Linked DNA regions of Homo sapiens: region 2 is linked to region 1. A link is an interaction called in ENCODE POLR2A ChIA-PET data of the cell type or tissue named here. Cell type or tissue: Panc1. All regions are shown on one strand.

Region 1 (4,000 bases):
CCAGCGGGTGTTGCGGGCGCGCGGGCTAGAGGCGGCCGGCGCCCCCTGCTCGGTGGGCTCGGGGTCGGGCCGCGGGGGCCTGGGGCCCGGCGGGGCGGCGGTCCCAGCAGCGGCGGCGGCGCGGCGGCCGCGGAGGGAGGCTGAGCGCGGGCCGGCTGTGCTCGCCAAGGGCTTCAGGCGCCGCGCTCGGGCGCATTTGTACTTTGCCGCGGGAAGCAGGCAGCCCGGCCTGGCGCTGGCCTAGCGCTGGCGCCTCCTCTGGGGCACCGCGGGCTCGGTGGATTGGCCACCCGAGAAACAGGCCCACTTTTTCCCCTCCTCTCTTGTGCGGGTCTCCGGGACGGACGCTCCAGGCGCGGCGCCGAGTGGAGGCGAGGGGGCTGCGGAGGGGGAAGGGGCCACGCGGGCCACGGGGTTTAACCCCTGACTCCCCGCGACGCCAAGAATGCAGGAGGGCAGAGTTGAGGGAGACCTCAGGTGGAACTTTCAGGTGGGGAAGGCTGAGCTGTCGGGGCTGCGGGTACCGGGAAGGCTCAGGGTAAGGCGCTCGGCGGTGCGTGCCCGGAACTCCGCAGATGGATGGAATCAGAACACTGGCGTTCTTAATTCAGTTTGTGGTCTACAGCACGCCACCGGAGAGTCTGTTTTCCCAGCTTTAAAATGGGCATTTTAAGATCTTAAAATATCTCTACTATCTTCCCACGAGTGTTGCTAAGATGAAATAAGGTAATGAACGTCGAAACACTCACCCCACAAAGAGAAGGGGTCCTAATTCCAGGTGCCTACAATACCAGTGGCCCCTGTCCCCACTCCGTCTGCCCATGCGCCATTCTCAGGAAAGTCAGCCCATAGGGATCCTGTGCCTTCCCCTGGAGGTCTTCCTCTGCTCCCCGCTCCCACTCCCGAATCAAGGCAAGATCTCTCCTTTGCCTTTGCAGGTGAGGCCTGCACTTCTCTGGGAGTGATGGTCACCTTCAGTCATCTTTAGGGAGAGCTGATTGTCAAAGAGTTTTCTTTCCCACCAGAAGGGGAGCTCCCTGAGGACAGGGCCCTGACACCCTCCAGCCCTCAAATGGTGCTCCATCTCTTGTGTTGAATGAACACATGCACTAATAGGACACTAAGAAGAGAATAGCCAGCTCTGGCCAGACCAGAAACACACAAGCTCTGAAATCAAAAGGGCAGAGTCACTGTCCTGGCTCCATCCGTAACTTGTTGGGCCACTTTGAGTAAATACATCTATCCTTGCTTTGGACCTCAACTTTCTGCCCAGCTTCTCTTGAAGAGCTAATGGAGACTCCAAAGAGTGCCAGAGGAGTATGAGGTGGGAAGGGATGTTGAGCCATATCCCACTCTGGTAGGGAATCATATTTCCGGGTTTAAACACTTGGCTGGCTGGCTGTAAAGGTATCTTTCTGGGCCAAGGCTGGGCTCCCCATTGCACTGTGCTTTCAGGGTATTACCCCCAAGATCTCCACCCTCCAAAAGAGAGCAGTAGGAGGAACCAGTGATCCCCAAACTGGCCCTTCCTAGGGCTCTCAGGATCAGGGACAAACATGATCTGTCCAGTGCCCTTCAGGCTTAATTTCTACTCTAATCTGGCCAGTCTCTTCCTTTCCCCTGAGTATTCTTTATTTTAACAGATAGTGCAAGCTTATGCATGTCACCATGCTTCCCTTTTTGCCTTTGCTTCCAGGGATCTCAGAGTTAAATCCTGTGCTGCTTAATTGCATAAACAATCTCATCCCAAGGGTTTGGGACAGTGATCTTTTCCTTTCTCTTTGTTTAAAATGTGCTGTGCACATATATTCATGTCTTAGATGTAAGAAGTGGATTAAGATGGGTTCCCCTACATCCTGCCCATCATACTTCAAAAAAGGCCTCCACCATCTCAGCCCTCCTGTCCATCCCTATTATCCCCAGAGTTGAGGCCAACTTCATTCCTTTTTTTTTTTTTTTTGAGATGGAGTTTTGCGCTTGTCGCCCAGGCTGGAGTGCAGTGGCGTGATCTGGGCTCACTGCAACCTCTGCCTCTGGGTTCAAGCGATTCTTCTGCCTCAGCCTCCCGAGTAGCTGGGATTACAGGCATGCACCACCTATAATTTTTGTATTTTTAGTAGAGATGGGGTTTCGCCATGTTGGCCAAGCTGGTCTTGAACTCCTGACCTCAGCTGATCCACTCACCTCAGCCTCCCAAAGTGCTGGGATTACAAGCATGAGCCACCGCACCCGGCCATCTTCATTCCTTACTTGAACTTTCCCAACAGCCTCTTACCAGGTCTCCTCCCCCTAATCTGGATCTCTCCTATCTATTTTCCTCACACCTGCCTTGAGAACTATGCTGATCATTTCTACTGACAAATCTGATCACATCACTTTCCCACATAAAACCTATTATTCACTTCCTATCATTTATAGGTTAAAATCTAAAATTTTCAGCACTGAATTGAACACCACGCATATTTTAGTTCCAATCTACCATTGCCACCTACCCTACACTTTGGCCAACCGCTCACCTCCCCAAACTGACCATGCGTCGTCGCACCTCCATATCCTCACACATGTTTTCCTTCTGCCTGGACTCTCTCTTCCTCCATCTAGTGAATCCCATTTAACTTTCCAAAGGTCAGTTGAGTCACCTCCACTCCAAGGTCTTCCCTGAGTCCCCCAGGCAAAGTCAATGTTTAGTCTTTGTGTTTCCCATAGCACTTTGAATTGTAGCTGTTGGAGTGTAAGTATTTATTTGCATTTTTACCCTGCACTGTGAGTGCAGGTGCCTTTTGAAATTTATATCTGTAATTCGAGCATTTAGCAAAGTCCTTGACACACAGATACTGAATAAATAATTGCTACATGAATGAGTGAAGACCTCAGTGATTGGAAAAGCCTTCAGCCCACTATTGGCCTCAGCTTTAGTCAATGATTGACATAAGAAACAAACACTTGAAAGTTTCTGTGTCAGGCCGGGCCCAGTGGCTCACACCTGTAATCCCAGCACTTTGGGAGGCTGAGGTGGGAAGATGGCTTGAGCCTAGGAGTTTAAGACCAGCCTGGGCAACAAAGTGAGACCCCCCCCCAACTTCGTCTCTACAAAAAGTAAAAAAGATAGCTGGGCATAGTGGCACGCACCTGTAGTCCTAGCTACTCTGAAGGCTGAGGCAGGAGGATCGCTTGAGCCCAGGAGGTTGAGGCTGCAGTGAGCCGTGTTTGCACCACTGCACTCCAGAGCAAGACTGTCTCAAAAAGAAAAAAAGAAAGAAAGAAAGTCTTTGTGTCTTCTGTAGAAATACTATTGAAGAGAGTTGTCTATATATTATTTAATACCCTTTTAAAAAGGAGACTGAATAAATTCTTCCAAAATCTAGTCAGGAAAAAAAAATGCATCTCCCCATAGCAGTTTGTTGCACTAAGAGTTTATCTGGCATCTGCTTTCTTCCTTCATAGCGAACTTGCTCATTGCCTGCCAAGGCAGCCCATTCCACTGTTGGACAGCTCTGTTAGAAAGTTCTTTATATTAAACTGAAATCTGATTCTCTGTGACTGCCTGTGTTGCCCCTCACTCTGTCCCCAGGGCTATACAGAACAAGCCAAGTCCTTTTGTCTTTTGAGAGCTCTCTAGAGATTTGGGGCAGAGAACCCCTCTTCCATACCTTCACCTTTACCAGTCTGGGTCCCGGGACCCCTCATGCCATATTAAACATTGTCTTCAAATGTGCCAAGCTCTTGGGCCTCCATGACTCTGCAAACACTGTTTCTTCGCCCTGGAATGCCCTCTCTGTACTCACTTTGATTTGTCTGGCAAGCTTACTTATTTTTCAAGGGTTAAGGTAATTGCTAACTCCTTCACTCATGCAACAATTATTGAGTGCAAATTCTGGGCCAGACATAGTGCTAGGTGCTAGGGACACAGTGGAGAACAAGACAGACACCGACACTTGTATTCTAGGTGCTCTGAATCCTCTTTGCTGGTCTCTGAGTTAGCTCCGTTCTGCTCCATACT
Region 2 (4,000 bases), 64 kb after region 1:
TACAGGCCCAGCCCGTTTCCCCCAGTTTTAAAGGAATGCTGTGCTGAGCACCCACAAACATATGTGGGCAAATACAATCCCTTCAGTTAAATTCTTAGAAGTGAAAGTGGGAAATGGTAAGAGGCTGGGCACATTGGCTCATGGCCATAATCCCAACACTTTGGGAGACTGAGGCAGGAGGATCTCTTGAGCCCAGGAGTTTGAGACCAGCCTGAGCAATATAGTGAGACCCTATCTCTACAAAAAATAAATTAGTTGGACATGGTGGCACATGCCTGTAGTCCTAGCTACTCGGGAGGCTGAGGCAGGAGGATTGCTTGAGCCCAGGAGGTCGAGACTGAAGTGAGCTGTGATTGCATCACTGCACTCCATCCTGGGTGACAGAGTAAGACTCTTGTCTCAAAAAAAATAAAAAATAAAGCAGACATGGTTTTGTTGGATGTTAACAAATTGCCTTTTAAAAAGACTTTTTCAACTTACTCTCTCGACAACAGTATAGAGTCCATTTTCCTCAAATCCTTGCCAAACCTTTTTCATTGTTTTGATATTTTACTATCTGCTAGATTAAAATATCTCATTGTTTTAATTTACATTTCCTTGATTACTACAGAGCAGTAGCATTTATGTTAATCGACCATTTGTATGTTTTCCGTGATTTCTTGTTTATAAGACTTAAATCTGAAAACCAGTTCTATCTTTTGGGTATTTGTGATCTTGATTGCTAATGGCATGCTTTTTTGTTGTTGTTTTTCCATTCTATTATATATTTATTCTATTAAAAGTTTTCTGACATTTTATGGTGTTTTTAAATGGAAGGAGAGTATTAACACATGCTCAGTCCTTCATCTGGATATACATCTTAATGGAAAGGATTTTGTAGTATTGGTTCTTGTTATGTAAGGATGTGCAGTTAATGCATGTTGAAATGAAAAAATTCTAGGAAGATATTACTTCAGTATTGATATCTTTTAATGTTTTCAGTTTATATAAGACTTAGCCATCTTTGTCTTTTGAAATAGATTTATCTCTAAAAAATGTTATTTATTGGTTGAATTAAGCTTATTATATACACCATTATTTCTTCTGCTTTGCTTGTTAGATGCTTAACTTTGACTTCATGGTTCAATAATAGTTGCTTTGTTTTGATTTGGGAAACACATAATCCAGGATGGTCTTGTCTTCTTTGAATCATTGGACTCTGAAAGACTGAAGGTGGGGGAAAAGATTGAAGGTGGGGGAAAAGCAGCCTTGCTTCTAGACTATTCATTTTCCTGGTTTTTACATTGGGAAAGGTGAACTGCTTTCAGTTATTCTGTGGAGCATATGAGTGGCTTAGGCTTTCTTTGGATTGGTTTCTCGACCTATCCATTTTCTTTTTTTCTTCCTCCGTTCTGGTTCTCTTTTTAAAAAAGTAAATGAGGTCTTGCTATGTTGTCCAGGCTGGAATGCGTTGGCTATTCACAGGTGTACACTACAGACTGAAACTCTTGGCCTCAAGTAATCTTCCTGCCTCAGCTGGCTGAGTAGGTGGGGCTACAGGCACGTACCACCTTCCCTGGCCTTCTGGTTCATTTTCAAGGGGTATTTTCTCCCCATTGTGGGCTGAATTATTCAAGTAGTAAGCATGCAGTTTTTTAGTCCTTAGCCAGAGAACAGACTAGTCAGATATAGTCAATGGGTTACTGAAGTGATTAGTAGCTCTATAAGGCAGTCATTAACTTGTGAAGGGATATTTTAAAGGTAAGTAAACTTTTAGGACCTAATTATCTTCGAAATTACATTTTAAAGTTTCCTTTTATTAACTTACTGCCTTGAACTGTAAAATATTAATATAAAGTACTTTATTAAAATGAACATTGCACTTAAATCCATTTGGCTGTGTAGTGTATCATGAACTGAATGTTGAGCTGGCCTTTTTCTTATTTTTATTTATTTATTTAAAAAGTAGCTTTATTTATCTAGAAAGTTTAAAATATGTTGTTATACCACAGAACAAGCAGATTATTTTTAAAAGCTTTTTCTTATTCGATTATAAATCTTTCAAGATAGATCTGTTTGTTTTAGTCTCTTTAACTCCACTGTGTCTAATATAATATCTTGCACATAGCTCTTCACCAAGTACTTATCTAATTGAATTTCTAATCATCTAGTTTCACAGCCCCTTCTCTTATTAGAAATGACTTGTGAAGGATGTATATATGGCTGGTTCATGATACAGCTAGATATATTTTATGATTTCTGGGGATTTGGCTGGGCACAGTGGCTCACATCCCAGCACTTTCGGAGGCTGAGGTAGAAGGATCATTTGAACCCAGGAGTTCGAGACCAGCCTGGGCAATATAGTGTGTTGTGGGAAGTCAGGGACCCCAAACGGAGGGACCGGCTGAAGCCATGGCAGAAGAACATGGATTGTGAAGATTTTACGGACATTTATTAGTTCCCCAAATTAATACTTTTATAATTTCTTATGCCTGTCTTTACTGCAATCTCTAAACATAAGTTTCGAAGATTTCATGGACACTTATCACTTCCCCAGTCAATACCCTTGTGATTTCCCATGCCTGTCTTTACTTTAATCTCTTAATCCTGTCAGCCGAGGAGGATGTATGTCGCCTCAGGACCATGTAATAATTGCATTAACTGCACAAGTTGTAGAGCATGTGTGTTTAAACAATATGAAATCTGGGCACCCTAAAAAAAGAACAAGATAACAGCAATGTTTAGGAAACGAGAGATAACCTTAAACTCTGACCACTGGTGAGCCGGGTGGAACAGAGTCATATTTCTCTTCTTTCAAAAGCAAATGGGAAAAATATCGCTGAATTCTTTTTCTCAGCACGGAACATCCCTGAGAAAGAGAATACCCACCTGGGAGTGGGTCTCTGAACTGGCCCCCCTGGGCGTGGTCATCTCTTATAGTCGAGACTGCAGAGATGCAATAGACTTCAGTCTCCCATAGCGCTCCCAGGCTTATTAGGAAGAGGAAATTCCCACCTAATAAATTTTGATCAGACCGGTTGATCTCAAAACCCTGTCTCCTGATAAGATGTTATCAATGACAGTGGTACCCGAAACTTCATTAGCAATTTTAATTTCGCCTCGGTCCTGTGGTCCTATAATCTCACCCTGCCTCCACTTGCCTTGTGATATTCTATTACCCTGTTAAGTACTTGATGTCTGTCACCCACACCTATTCACACACTCCCTCCCCTTTTGAAAATCTCTAATAAAAACTTGCTGGTTTTTGCGGCTTGGGCATCACGGAACCTACTGACATGTGATGTTTCCCCTGGATGCCCATCTTTAAAATTTCTCTCTTTTGTACTCTGTCCCTTTATTTCTCAAGCTGGCCGATGCTTAAGGAAAATGGAAAAGAACCTACATGAATATCGGGACAGATTCCCTGATAGTAGTGAGACCTCGTCACTACAAAAAATTTTTTAAAAAATTAGCCGGGCATGGTCGTGCATGCTTGTGGTTTCAGCTACTCAGGAGGCTGAGCTGGGGAGATTGCTTGAGCCTGGAAGGTTGAGGCTGCAGTGAGTCGTGATTGCATCCCTGCCCTCCCACCTTAGCAACAGAGCAAGACCCCGTCTCAAAAAAAGAAAAAAAAAAAAAGATTTCCAGTGGTTTTTTTTTTTTGCTACACTATTGCTATTTTTTCTTCTTTCTTTTGAAATGTTATATAATTGAAGAAATGCCCACTTTTAGCATGTGCTAGCATATCTCTTTCTAGAACCAGAAAATAAGTATAGAATCTCATAGTATATCTTTAAGATATACAGGTAACAGGTGTGGTATTAAGGAGAAGGAAAAATTCTCAATAGAATGTTTAAATTTTAACTACATGAGGGAAGAACAGTTAATTTATAGGATGTTCAGAATCCAAGAACATTAGATATGGTTGTTGTCTCCTTTTGCTATTTATAACTACCCAGATGTGGAGAAACAGTTTTATCAAATAATGTGCTTTTCAAAGAAAAGAACACACTTGGAGCAT

Evidence for each region. ChIA-PET counts read pairs that join two places held together with the same protein. Peaks named below come from ENCODE experiments on the same cell type or tissue, not always from the same donor. Only the 100,000 strongest peaks of a DNase experiment are listed, where the experiment ranks them.
Region 2: POLR2A ChIA-PET joins it to region 1 with 5 read pairs; 3 of 35 experiments call an interaction of 5 or more read pairs at or near these places.

What each region holds. Positions count from the first base shown.
Region 1 is chr11:74,731,258-74,735,257 of GRCh38, forward strand. It overlaps CHRDL2 (chordin like 2), which reads right to left and starts at 169. Exons shown (of 11, transcript NM_001278473.3): 1 at 1-169. In Panc1, no CTCF peak of the experiment used is centred here; no DNase peak of the experiment used is centred here; H3K27me3 peaks cover 1,518 bases.
Region 2 is chr11:74,795,457-74,799,456 of GRCh38, forward strand. The region is part of intron 2 of RNF169 (ring finger protein 169); the gene reads left to right. Among named protein-coding and RNA genes, the nearest start is that of RNF169, 49 kb to the left of the region's middle. In Panc1, no CTCF peak of the experiment used is centred here; no DNase peak of the experiment used is centred here.